Linked DNA regions of Mus musculus: region 2 is linked to region 1. A link is a contact called in ENCODE Hi-C or POLR2A ChIA-PET data. All regions are on one chromosome and are shown on one strand. The core of a region is the stretch at or near the end of the contact, and the rest is flanking DNA. Distances in the headings are between cores, read along the strand shown. Region 1 holds the start of Trim27 (tripartite motif-containing 27). Region 2 holds the start of C230035I16Rik (RIKEN cDNA C230035I16 gene).

Region 1 (6,945 bases), core at 2,912-5,411:
AGATTCAGTTCCCAGCACCTACTTTGGGTGGCTCAAAACTACTGGCACCTCTAACTCCAAGGTATCCCACACCCACATGCACAGATACATGCCTTTTTTTTTTTTTCTTAAGATTTACTTATTTATGAGGACACTGTAACTATCTTCAGACACACCAGAAGAGGGCATCCGATCCCATTACAGATGGTTGTGAGCCATCATGTGGTTGCTGGGAATTAAACTCAGGACCTCTGAGAGAGCAGTGAGTGCTCTTAACCACTGAGCCATCTCACCAGCCCACATGTAAATTTTTTTAATGTAAAAAAAACTTTAAAGTTTTTATATAATGAGGTCTAAATATGTATATTTCTAAGTGGGAAAATTAAATGGACACATTGCCACAAATATATGACTATGAAATAATGTCACAAAACTCAATTTTAAAGTTTTATTTGTGTGGTGGTTTAAATGAGATGTTCCTCATAGACATTGAATACTTGGTCTTCAATTGGTGCTACTGTTTGGAGAAAGAGGTATGGCCTTGTTGGAGGAGGTATACCACTGGAGGTGGGCTTTAAGAGTTTAAAGATTTGTGCTATTATAGGTTTGCTCGCTCTGCCATTTCCAGTTCACACATAAACATCATGTGAACAATCTCAATATAAATTCAAAACTGTGCTGTGCCAAGGAATCTCATGCCACCTTCTCTTCCTACACCCTCGACACTACTGGCCAATGTTCTGTCTATAATTTTGATATTTCAAAACTATATGGAGAGGATGGAGAGGTTCTATGGTTAAGGGCACTGGCTGCTCTTCCAGAGGACCCAGGTTTGATTCCCAGCACTCACATGGCAGCTCACAACAGTCTGTACTGCCAGTTCCAGAGGATCCATGTGCATGTCCACACATGCTGGCAAAATACTCACACACATAGAACTAACAATCCTTTAAAAGGGGGTGCAATGGTACCCCAATCATTCCAATCACTCTCCTTGCTCTTATTTACACATGAATGCACACACACACACACACACACACACACACACACACACACACACGCGCGCGCGCGCGTGTGTGTGTGTGTGTGTGTGTGTGTGTATCCTTAGCCACAGTGTAAAGATTTGAACATAGGATCTTTCCCATGCTAGGCACGTGCTCTCTCACTAAGCTGTAGCCTCCGCGTGTTTTCAATCCCCCTCCCCTCCTCCTCTCTCCCTCTCCCTCCCCTTCTTTGTCCTCTACCTCAGTGGTTCCACCAAGTTGCTCAAACTGGAAGTTGTTCAAACTGGCCTTAAACTCGTGCCCAAGTTGGTTTCAAAATTTTGATATTTGATTGATTTGATATTTGACCTCCTGTGCAGGTCAGGTTTGAGTTGATGAGTGTATTTATGTGTCCCTGTGTGTATATACACATGTGTGTTTATATATGATATAATTTTTGTTTTGTTTTTTATTTTTTGTTTTTCGAGACAGGGTTTCTCTGTGTAGCCCTGGCTGTTCTGGAACTCATTTTGTAGACCAGGCTGACCTCAAACTCAGAAATCAGCCTGCCTTTGCCTCCCAAGTGCTGGGATTAAAGACGTGTGCCACCACGCCCGGCTGTGTTTCATTTTTTTTAAAACTTGGTCTTCACTTACAAGAGGATTAATGGAGTGCGCCACCACGCCTGGTGATTTGACCAATTATTGATTGAGATCTTTAAAGTTTTGTTTTCTTGTATTGAGCTCTGGGTTGTATGGATGTTAACTTTTTTTAAGTCTTTCATATATTAAGGATACTCATCCCCTATCAGATGACTAAACAATTCAGAATTCTTATTTTGTTCCCATAAGTGTATAAAGGTTAGCAACTATACTAGGTATTGTTACCATATGTGGTTTTCCCTGGTGTCATTCTCCACCAGCCCACCAGGATAAAGTGGGCAGAGCCGATGAACAGGGTTTCAAAAGGCTTGTGAATACAAACGGAAATGACAGTCCAGCATCAGATCAACTTTATTCAGGGGAACCAAGGGCTCTCTATCGTTGCAGAAGGAAGTAGGGATCTCCAGGGTGGACAAAGGTCACTGGCTGAAGGCTAGGTAGAGATGCCTCATTAGCCTAGGGAGGCATTCCAGGAATCTCAGGTGCTTGCTGGACAGGTTTTTACGTGGAGGAAGGAGAACCTGTAATCTCACCACTGCTACGTGCAGTTCTTCAGGTAGATGGTAAGGGGGAGGAGGGCATTTCTAAGCTCTCCAGACAAGGTCAGAGAAGAAGAAGCCCTGCTGACAAAGGGAGTCCACCATTTTGTACCAAGCTCAGTGGTTTTTGGTAATGTCAGATATCAACCTTAGCAGCAGGGTTTCTCTGACAACTATAGTTGATTAAAAAAAAATTCATAGCAGCAATTTCATTCATCTAACTACTGAATCATTTCCAAGTCATTTGCAAACAGATAAGGTATTGCAATAATTTAGGCCAAGGTGGAGGAACAAACACAAAAACTGCGTGGATGGGTCTGAGACGAGCACTTGCCTAGCTTAACGTCCTGGGTTCGAGCTCTAACACTGAAAACACTGGAAATGAGTAGGCAACTCAGCCATAAAGCTCATGACAAGCCTACTAAATTAGTGGAGAAAGAGAAAACAGTTATCGCTTGAGAAAGGAGGGAGCCTGTAGCAATCCTGGAAGGGGGAGCGCTTCCTTTCCCCTACTTCCTCCACCTTGCCCTACTTACCTGGCTTGTCCAGGCCATCTGCCTTGAGGTTAGGAAAGCAGAGACCGCATGAGCCCTGGATGACAAAGCTAAAATCCAGAGCCGCACTGATGACCTAAGAACACATATCTGCCACCTGCATTTTTCATAGTTCTACACCGGCTTGCAAAACTGAATTCTTCCTTCTGGAGTAAGACTGGCACTTTCAATTCCTTTCAACTTCAGTTTTGTAGCAGAGTAGACTACAGTGTAGCCTAGGACAAATATTCTACCATTTACTGGAAGTGTGCTGAGTTGTTTTGAGCCTGGAGTTTCAAAGAGCAGGTGGGGAGAATGGAGGTTTGGATGAGCGAGACTTGTTAAGTACCTCGGATTTCTTGTCCCATAGGGAAGAATCAAGCAGAATCCAGTGAAGTGATGGCCTGGATACAGAAATTCCCTGTTGCTCAAACACAAGGGCAGGCACGGAGTCAATCCCAAAGGAGAGTAGGAAAGGCCATGGCATAAGTGACAGCGCACAGAACTGAAAACCTATTCTGTGATAAGAAACCAGGCTACAAGACCTCCTCCGGTCATCACAGGACTCTCGATTGGGCAGAAACAAGCAAGTTTTAGGTTCTACTCAATGTCATTCGATGTACTGGGTGCTTCATTTAAACTAGCGGATAAAGATCTTTATGCTCAAGCTGTGGTTTGTTTGTTTGTTTGTTTGTTTGTTTAAAAAGGTGTAACTCCTTGATGGGGAAAATTCCTGAAAGCAATAGGGTATGGGAGCTCAAGGAGGGCACTGAACTAGATTGCTGGGAGTAAGAACTTATTAGAAGAGTTATTAACGTCATGGGCAGAAGGACAACACTACAGTGGACAATCAGAATTTTTGGCCCCAGCGCCGCAGGGCCCAGGCTGGAGGTGAGGGGTGGGGGTGGGGGTGGGGGTGGGGGAGTGTTCTGAGAATGAGGCCCACGTGGCAGAATCCGGGTTGTTTCTTCGAGGGTCTCATAGGAACCCACAGCCACGTAGGTTCCTCAGCAGGTGGCAGGGAAGACGAGAGAGAAGTGTGTCGCCAGGCAGCCCTTTGACACGTCGGGTCTGGCTACTCACTTGAGGAAGTGAGACACTGGGCACCTGAGGAGCCTGAGAAGAAGTTAGGGACTCACAAGCGGGCTCTCGGTGGGGTGGCTCCCTAGTAACGGTAGAGCTAGGGAGATGGGGGAGGACTTCATGGTCTGGTCAGCACTCTGGTCGGGATTCGATCGGTCCCCATTTCACACGAGAAGAAAATGAGGCTCGGAACGATAAACCGATTTACTTTAGGGTGGAGATAGAACTGGGCTTCTCCGTTTCTGCCCCTGAGAAAAGTTGCTGATGATTAAACCCTTTTCTAGCGATTGTTAACGCCTGGAGCTGGGTGTGTCACACTGGGAGGGGCCTAGCTGGTCTCCCCGCCCAGCTTTCCGGCATTTATGCAAAGCCATCTTACTTTTAAAGGAGCCGAGGCCTAGCCACTAAGAGGAAACTCAGCAGAAGACTACGGGCCCACAGACGCTTGGAGTGACCCGACGCCACTGCCAGGGGACACTCTGCTCCCACTGCACGCGACAGCCACGACCGACTCCCGGGCTGGGTGCCGGGGACCCAGGACTGTGCAGAGGAAACCCGCTTTCCCGCCCCGAGAGAGCAGAGCGGCGCGGGAAGCCAGGCCCCGCCCCCGGCCCACCTCTTCCGCTCGGCCCTGAGGAGTCTGCGCGGCCGCGGGACCCCTTCCGACGCGGCCACGTTGCCCGGTGAGCCAGCCCGCGGCGCCCGGTTCCCGACTCCCCTCGGCTCGGCTCTCAGCCGGGCTCCGGGGCCCAGGCCTCCTCCCCGTGCTGTCGGTGAGGAGCAGCTGTGCGGGGACGGGTCTGGCCGCCCGAGAGCTCCGCGCGCGTCTGCGATCCCCGCGCCGGAGGCCCCGCCCCGCTCCGGAGCCGAGAAGCGGAGCGAGCGCGCTGAGCTCCGACAGAGCTCGGCTCCGGGCTCATGCCCTGCGGCCCAGCCGGCCCGCGCCATGGCCTCCGGGAGCGTGGCCGAGTGCCTGCAGCAGGAGACCACCTGCCCCGTGTGCCTTCAGTACTTCGTGGAGCCTATGATGCTCGACTGCGGCCACAACATCTGTTGCGCGTGCCTGGCCCGCTGCTGGGGTGCCGCGGAGACTAACGTGTCGTGTCCGCAGTGCCGGGAGACCTTCCCGCAGCGCCACATGCGACCCAACCGGCACCTGGCCAACGTGACCCAGCTGGTGAAGCAGCTGCGCACCGAGCGGCCGTCGGGGCCCGGCGGCGAGATGGGCGTGTGCGAGAAGCACCGGGAGCCTCTGAAGCTGTACTGCGAGCAGGACCAGATGCCCATCTGCGTGGTGTGCGACCGCTCGCGCGAGCACCGCGGCCACAGCGTGCTGCCCCTGGAGGAGGCGGTGGAGGGCTTCAAGGTAGGGCCGGGCCGGCGGACAAAGGGGCGAGCCGGGGGCTTCCTGGTTTGATACCGAGAAAATGGCGAGCCGGACGTGGGGCCCACCGCCGTCATTTCCTCCCTGTCGGCTGCGGAGCCTCCGCACTCAGACTGGGAAGGAGAACCTGTAGCTGGCGAGGCCAGGAGCACCCCCACCCCCACCCCGAGCGCCCCTGCTAACCGCCTCTACGCGTGCCGCGACTGGGACGGCGCGAGGAGACCCTCCCTTGACAAAGGAGATGCACATGGAGCCAAGTACACTTCCATAGGCCTTGAACGCCTCGAACTCGCTCTGACCCAGGATACCAAGCCAGACAGTCACTGTTGGCTGGCTGAATTCACATCGAGCAGTGCCCATCACTTAATCTGTGTCCCCAGCACTTCCCTGTAAACCTGTTTTAGAACTGAATGGAAATGAACAGAGCTTTTTACTGCTTAAGTAAATCATTTAGCCACTCTCAGACTCGGGAGATGGCTTATTGTGAAGGGGAAGTGAACTCACAGGACCTTTGTGGAGTGTTGAATAAACACTGGCACAGCTACACAGTAGTACGAAAACGTTACATATAAAGTAGCTCTGAAGTGATAATGATCTTGAGGGCTGCAGGGATCTATACCAACAGAGTTATATATTTGTTTAAGTGTGAGTTCATCCAAATGTCAGTCACGTTTACAAAGCTGTCACCTGTATCATTTCACTCGCTGGAGATAAGTTGTAATTTAGTAATGTTTACTGATTCTTTGAGGAAAATAAATCTTTTTTTTTTTTCTGTATTCATCTGAGAAATAGCTTACCTTTTGAGCCTCCTTACCCAGATGTCTTGTAACCGCTTCTAGGAACTGGTAGGTGGCTAGAGTTTAAATAACAAATTGCTAACACACTTGCTGGCCCCTGTGCTTTGGGCTCTTCCCAGGAGTGGCATTATGGTCTGAGAAGAGAGTCCAGCGGGGCCTTGGCATCTGTAGTTTGGGTTCATGTGTGAAAAGCAGAGTATTCTGATGCTGAGATCTGCAAAATCTTGAACTGGCCGACTATTTACTTTCTTCAGGAGCAAATCCAGAACCGACTGGACCACCTAAGAAGAGTGAAAGACTTGAAGAAGAGACGGCGGGCACAGGGGGAGCAGGCCCGAGCTGAGCTTTTGGTAAGGGTCCAGATCTCCAGCCTGCAGAGGAATTGATTGCATTAGGATAGTAAGCTTCTGAACTGCTCTGAAAATCCCTGACAGTTCTCGGCCTTGGCAGGGGTGTAGTGAGAAGCCTCTAAGCAGAGCCTATCAGCTTTGGGAGGTTTGTCCAGAGAGAACTAGCCCCTGGGAATCCCGAACCCTGGGCCTGCTTCTTGGGTCAGACACTAGCCAGTTTAAGTGGAGTGGGTGCAGGCTTTCCGGGCCTTAATTTCTTTCTGTTGGAATAGAGGTCAGACCTAAGAAACCTGTGGATCTCCAGCAGCCAGTGCTGCCGCTTCTTCCCTTGAAATACGTGTTTTGGGTTGAATCAGAGACAGTGTGTGGAAGTGAGACGAGGCTGCCAAGTGGCCTGCAGTAAGAAACACCTGTGCCAGGGTGTAAGTCACACTGCTTTGGATACATTGCATGAATTTATTTTTAGCTTTAATGTTACCTAAGATTATATTGTGTGCTTTATGACTTTGAAAGACTTATCCAGCTTAAAAGAGGTCTGAGTAGAGGGCTCTTGGAGCAGTTGAGTTCAGGTCAGGTTTTAGCAAACTTTCTGAAAAGAGCCAGTAGTAAGTAGTTTTGCTTTGTTAGTTTACACA
Region 2 (6,945 bases), core at 2,874-5,373, 2.3 Mb after region 1:
ACTCTCCAAATATGAACTTGTAAAGATTGTTAATTAGTATTAAAGTTCTTATTGTATTTGGGGTGGGGGTGGGGGGGTTCGAGTCAGGGTTTGCTTGCCTCTGCCTCGAGTGCTGGGATTAAAGGCGTGCGCCACCACGCCCGGCTCTTATTGGATTTTTATACTATCTTTTGGTGGTATAAATGTCGATTAAAAGGCACCTCCTTCGAGCCGGATTCGAACCAGCGACCTAAGGATATCAACACCTATACTACAGTCCTCCGCTCTACCAACTGAGCTATCGAAGGGAGATATATAGCCTGTATGACTTATGAAATAAGTATTTTTATTTCCTGTTTTATTTTAAATGCAGGCAATCATCAGGGAAAATTTTAAGGTCTTCACTGCCCTGTCCTACGGTGCTGTCCTGTCTCTTTAGGGCCTCCTCTCTTTATTAAAAGTGAGAGGAAACGTCAGTGATACCATAGACAGACAATACCATCCTGAAGCAGAGCTCTTGCCCAGTTCACCATAGAAACGCGGAAGATCAAGATTGAATGCAAAAGCATGAGACACGAAGCTTGAGAAGCTTTTGATGTGTGTTTTAGGTTGGTTCCTGTTGCTGTGTTAAAATACTATGACCAAAAGCAACCTGGGGAGGAAAGGGTTTATTTAACTTAACCGTCTTGATCACCGTCCATCATCAGGGAAGCCTGGGCAGAAATCCAAGCAAGGCCAGCACTTGAGGGCAGGAAGCGAAGCAAATAACATGGAGGGGTGCTGCTTAAAAGTTTGCTCACTATGGTCTGATCACCCTGCTTCTTATACAACCCAGAACCATTTGCCCAAGGGTGGCATCACCTACAGTGGGCTGAGCCATTCCACGCCAATCATTACTTATGTAAATGCTCTACAGACTTGCCTGTAGGCAAATCTGATAGAGGCATTTTTCACAATGGCGGTTTCCTCTTCCGAAAGACTAGCTTGTGTCAAGTTGAGAAAAACTAATCACGGCATGTATTTAGGAATGTCCTGGCCCATGTTATATTGCACAATTATACTGGATCAAATAAACATAACATAACATATACTTCAAACTTAATACATTTAATCACTCCATTTTTATTATGCTGCTATGCTTGGTTAGCAACACCTATGGTGCCGCTCAGCTTCCTGGTTCCTAAAACAGAAAAATGAGCACCATGGGAAAGCATCGGAAGCCATACAGGAAGACTTTCATTTGTTGGAGTTTATAAATTTTAAAGTTTATTAGTTATGAAAGGCTAGGAGCAGAGACTGCATAGGCAAAAGGCTGGAGAGCTGAAGGAGGGCTATAAGGAGCTGGCACAGTCTAGGTGCACCAGAAAGCCTCTGAGAAAGAAAACCAAAAACCATAACACCAGCAACAAAGTCAGAAGCTAGAGATGCTTACAAGCTCTGCCCAGATGCTCCTGCTTCAACCACTTCAGTTGCTGAGATTCCGGGCGTGGGTCTCTACACCCATCAGCTGTCATTTTCAGAGATTCCTCCTCAATAGACTCTGCTGGTAGTGGGGAGGAAAAGAGGGAAACAGTGACCAGTCTCTCTTTTATAACCTTACCCCGACCTTTTCTCAATACTACCGTCCCAGATAAAACGACCACATATTCTAGCTATGTGTAGAACCGTCACAGGTGGGGCAGAGTGTGGTGGGGACACACTATGCAAAGGGACTGAACTGATAATTACGTTTTGCTTTGGGGTAAGATTGGCCTGGTCTCATAAATTTTTTGCTAAATGTCAAGACCAAGGGGACCCAGTGGCTGTTACATATATCTAATTCCTGGTTTAAAAACAGAATACAACGACCCATCAAAACACTCCCTTCCTTCGAGCCGGACTCGAACCAGCGACCTAAGGATCACCAACGTTAATACTCTACAGTCCTCCGCTCTACCAACTGAACTATCGAAAGCCTCAGAAATAGGTACATATTTACTGTATATATACTCATATACTCTGCAATAGTGTATATACTGTCTATATATTCTGCTCTACTGAGCTATTGAAAGATATATGTAGTATATACATAGTAATATTATATGGTCTCGATTTTGCTTTGTTGATGTTATAACTAGGTGTTCTCAAACATTGGATATATTCTATATAGTGATGCTCATGGTTTCCTGAGTATATATAAAAAACAAGAAAGACAAAAAAACTAGTAAGATTCCCTGTCCTTGACCCTTTCCTAGACGTTCTGTAGCCGCCCTGTCCTTTCTGATTACCTCCTTTCTCTTAGATTTATCTAGATTTGCTAGATAAATGATATGGTTACATCAAGTACAAGACCACCAGGGAAGCCAGTTGTGGGTTGTAGACAGCCATGGCCAGTGTATTTTGGTGCTTGGGTATTTCTTCCTGAAAGTCAGGATGTGGCACCATTTAGCAAATGCCGAAACTTCAGTGTGAATTTTAAGATATTCCTCATCTTCGACCACAACTGAGCATTTGGGAAGTTAACAACCAGTCCAGTATTACTGGAACCCAAAAATTTGTTCCTGCTGGAAACCTCTTACAGCGAGTGTAGTCACACAGCAGATGGATCTGAGCCTTGGAAATGGGCTAGTCTTTTGATCCTGTTCCATGCCTACACTTCTCAGTCATTTGAAGGATAAATAGAGGTCAGATTGGGCAGATTCTGTCTGATAAGAAGGAAGAATCTAGACAGTGGTGAGTGTCAGCTCAAGTCTGACTATAAGAGGAATAACAGTGGGTTTCGTTATACAATTTCAGCATGTGAAATTTAAAATCTCTTATGTGGAGGGAGTTTCTTCCCACAGAAAACCATTCTCTTTTTGTCAACCCTGACTGTAATAAATAAGCAAAAGAGAAAAGCTAGTGTTGCGGGTGGTCTAAAGTCCCTGGAAAGACCTCGTATGGGCTTTTTGCACAGTTCAGAGACATGGGGTCAAATTTCGGGATGTGTGTTTCTTTTTCTTTTATTTCCTTTCCCTATTTGTTTATTCATTTATTTCTTCATATTTACAGGACTTGTTTTCTAGCTCTGACTAGCTGGTATTCATGAAGCTATCCAGGCAGGCCTCCAACTCACCCCCACCACCCACCCCCGCTGCTGAGATACACCACCCCACAGCTGGCTCTAGAATCACTGACTTAAATGTTTCACTTTCTCTCTTTTAGTTCTAATTATCTTGCTCCGATTTTATTGAGTTTTAAAGAAATAAACATTAAGCCCACAAGCAGAAGTCTTTTTGACGAACTTTCAAAAGAAGAGGCAATTGGACTTGTGCTTGTCTGCTCGAGACCTCACCACAGCCTTATCTGGAACCTGGAACGGGAACCTGGAACCACACCTGATACTGGCACTCCGTAAATCCAAAAGGAAAAGGACAAGTTTGCATTCTCCCTTTTTGCAAATTTTTTTTTAGGCCAAAATCATATATGTATCCACTTCTAATCGAAGGTAATGGAACGTTTCTGAAAGAAAGCAGAAGGATCATGACTCCGGGGTCATCTTCAACTACACAGTGAATTTCGGGCCATGGCTCTACCTCAACAAAATTACCAGTTTCTCGATATTTTCTTTGGAAAAATTAATTTTGAAACTCCTCGAAACAGTGCCTGCAGGGAAGAGAAATTAACCAGGACAGACCCTTTCACTTTTGGCCATGTGGCCTCCGGCAGTGATTTTAAAAAAAGAAGAAAAAAAGAAAGGAAGGAAGAGAAGAAAGGAAAGAGAAAGAAAGAGAAAGGAAAAAAAGGAAAAGAAAAAGAAAAAAAGAAAAAGAAAAAGAAAAAGAAAAAAGGAAGAAAACAGCCAGACAAAGGACTGACCTTGATGAGCGAGCCTTCTGGAGCCGTAGAGACCAAAGAATCGATTTCTGGATACTGTCGTAAAAGTTAGAGGACCTGAGGGATGTGAGGATTGGTGCAGACCAAGGAGTGAGTCAAAGTCGAGCCCAGGGAACTAGATTGCTTTTCTCGGCCGAATGTTTAATTCCCATCTGGCATCTGGATTCTGTGCACAAGGTCCCAGCACCGTTGTTTCCGTGCTCTCCGCGTCCTGGTCCATTTGTACGCACCCCTGTGCGATTCCCAGAACTGGCGGTACCGTCTTTCATTTATAGAGGGCGCAAGTAACCCCGGGACTGTTCCGTGACAACCAAGCCACAATCTCACTTTTTGCTATGTAAAACAAGATGGCCTCAAAGAGGGGGCAATTCTCCTGCCTTAGGACTTCTTTCTTCCCCTTCCCTGCAGTTCTGGGATTATAAAACACCAACCCTAACTCAGGAAACTCTTTCTTAAATACTCCATTTTACTTTCTCCACTTCAGTTTTTATCATCTTGTTCGGATTTTATTAGACATAAAAAAAATCATATCAACAAACACACTAACACCCCCTCCACCCCACCCCCACCCCCACCCCACTCCCACTCCCACAATTTCTGTTTGATGAGCTGAAAATAACAGCGAGCATTGAATTACATCCAGTTATCAAAAGGGAGTAAGGTAGCAGCCACTTACCATCAGAAGGGGAATTAGCTCAAATGGTAGAGCGCTCGCTTAGCATGCGAGAGGTAGCGGGATCGATGCCCGCATTCTCCAGTTTTGCATTTATGCCTGTTTCTTTTCCCATCATACCCTGCTAGAACAAGAACAACCAAATCCGTTACTTCTAACCTCTATAGTTAAATTTCAGAAGTTCTCTCAGCAACCCGGAAGGGCCTAGTTCCTACCACACACTGTTCTCCAGGAAATGGCTTGGAGCTCTGGAGTTGGTATTTCCTGTTTTCCTATCAAGTTCTCACAGCTTTCCCTTTGTTAACGCGCAAACGCGTTCCCTTTGTTGAGACAGGGAAGCGTATATAGCGGTGTTTGGATCTAGGTCGTTTGCTTTTTTTGTTTCAGTTCAGTTACCGGCACTGGAATATCCCGGAATACAGCCCAAGATATGGAAAGAAATGTAGGACCAGCTCTTGTGGGTTGGAACTTACTGTGCCTTGCAGAAACGCCTAGTCCAGGACTATCTAATATATTTTATATCCGAGGCCCAAACGTTATCTTTAAAGAAAAAAATTGAACTATTTTCTATCTTTCTGAAAATTATTTGCTTAGAGAAAAGTTCTGACACATGGGATGGAAGGTACAAGAAATTGCAAGCACAAAAACCCTTGTACAACTTTCGATATGTTGAACTGAAATCTTTGTCAATTACTTTGTCTTACTTAATATTAATCTCTCATTGACACGATTCTACAGGTAACTGATTTTGAGAGCAGGAGTAACGCAGTTTAAAAGGATTAGCACAAAATTAGCAAATATGCGCTACTGATAGGTGAGATTTTCTTTCTTTTTTTTTCTTTTCTTTTTTTATTTTTCGAGACAGGGTTTCTCTGTATTTTCTTTGAACTAAATCTCCTCTTGCATTTCTCCCCTAAAACTGCCATTCCGTTTCCAGCAATGCCATTTGTTTTGTTTTGTTTTGTTTTGTTTTGTTTGTTTTTTAAGAGAAACGCTCTAGCAGCGTTTTAAAGCCCTTGCAGCACATTAAAATCGCCTGTATAACTTTTTAAATTCGCATCCCCTAGGTTGTAAAATGTCTCCAGGTCATTCTGATTTACACCAATTTCCCCCCAGACTCTTGAAACAAAACCATCGTAACATAGTTAAACCAAAAGCTTGAAGGAACAGGATTTTCCTCCTGCCGTGAGGTGATAGGAAGATGCCTACTGAGAAACTTGAGCCTGAGGTCCAGCTGCTGAGAACGCTCTGACTACTGGAGGGCGCGCGTGCCCCACCGATTAACCACAGGACCTGTATTCACTCTCGGCCACTGGGCGGGTTCAGGAGCACACCCGGCCCCAAACCTCGTGTCTACAGGTCGTCGCCGGCCCCTTTATTCCAGGGCACAAGGATCTCCAGGGGTGGGGTTATGTGATCTATGACGTCAAAGCCTGCTTGGAAGTATTAAAAACTATTACAGAGAACAAATTATAAAATCTACAGTCACTACTTTGCACATCGAGAGTAGTATTGAGGTCAGTCAAATACGAAAAGTCCCGCTCAATTCTTTCGGAAACGAGCTCCCAGACGCTAAAAAAAACAAGGGTTCCTTCGAGCCGGATTCGAACCAGCGACCTAAGGATTTCTAGAACAATGACCTACAGTCCTCCGCTCTACCAACTGAGCTATCGAAGGATCCACGTGTACTTGCTTCCCTACTTGGGATGCCATCTCTGCGTGATGGTTAGAGTTGTATCAATCATTGTGCAAGTAACAGCTGCCTCTTACTTTTTAGTTTGCATTTATTCATTCTCTTATTTTATTTCAGTATCTCTTCAGAGCCAAATTTCTGTGACTTGGCCCCTGAAGAAAACGGAAGTTTGAAAACCAAGGAAACAGAAGCAAAATTATTAAGGGCTTTGAGAGGACCAACTTTTATTGCGAATTTAAACAGCTCGTTTGCCCCTGTTTGTCAGCAAGATTTGAGACATGTTAGTCTGTAGTTGCAGCAAAATTCTATGGTTGGTCCGGATGTGGTTGAATACACTTTTAATCCCAAAGCCAGGGAGTCGGGAGCAGTGAGATCTTAGTGAACTCCAGCCACAGCCTGTTCCACATAGTGAGTTTAGGGCCAGCCAAAGTAAAAGCCTGTGTAAACAAACAAACAAACAAACAAACAAGCAAAGGTGAGAAAGGATAGAATAAGATAAAGATGAATAAAAATAAGACTATGGGAGGAGAAACATACCAAAACGTCCTTTAACTGACATTGGTCTTTGTCGATTAACAAGGAGACCACATTAGCTCTTAATTAAAAAAAAAAAAAAAAAAAGACTGTCAAGATGAAATTAATATAGTTTTAAATTATCAGTCTCCATGCTGGGTTCAAGTAGGATTCAAATGCAAATTAATTTGATGGTATTAGAATTCCTTTCGGCTTCCCTGAGTTCATGAGG

The links. Hi-C counts contacts between places; a loop is a spot of excess contacts on that map. ChIA-PET counts read pairs that join two places held with the same protein, here RNA polymerase II (POLR2A).
Region 2: a map of v-Abl transformed pro-B cells shows a loop between it and region 1 (5-fold over the local background). The contact joins the promoter of C230035I16Rik here to the promoter of Trim27 in region 1. A Hi-C loop is called at or near these places in 23 of 37 maps with a recorded cell type or tissue (CH12.LX, Patski, T-helper 1 cell and 9 more). POLR2A ChIA-PET finds 5 or more read pairs at or near these places in 1 of 5 experiments (Patski).

What each region holds. Positions count from the first base shown.
Region 1 is chr13:21,175,770-21,182,714 of GRCm38, forward strand. Trim27 (tripartite motif-containing 27) reads left to right here and starts at 4,162. Exons shown (of 8, transcript NM_009054.3): 1 at 4,162-5,145; 2 at 6,215-6,310. The coding sequence starts at 4,726.
Region 2 is chr13:23,426,894-23,433,838 of GRCm38, forward strand. It overlaps C230035I16Rik (RIKEN cDNA C230035I16 gene), which reads right to left and starts at 4,124. Exons shown (of 4, transcript NR_015492.1): 1 at 3,817-4,124; 2 at 3,336-3,459; 3 at 1,412-1,519; 4 at 1,083-1,159. n-TAagc13 (a tRNA gene) reads left to right here and starts at 4,519; the gene lies at 4,519-4,591. It overlaps n-TYgta5 (a tRNA gene), which reads right to left and starts at 287; the gene lies at 202-287. n-TYgta6 (a tRNA gene) reads right to left here and starts at 1,933; the gene lies at 1,845-1,933. It also overlaps n-TYgta7 and Gm40833.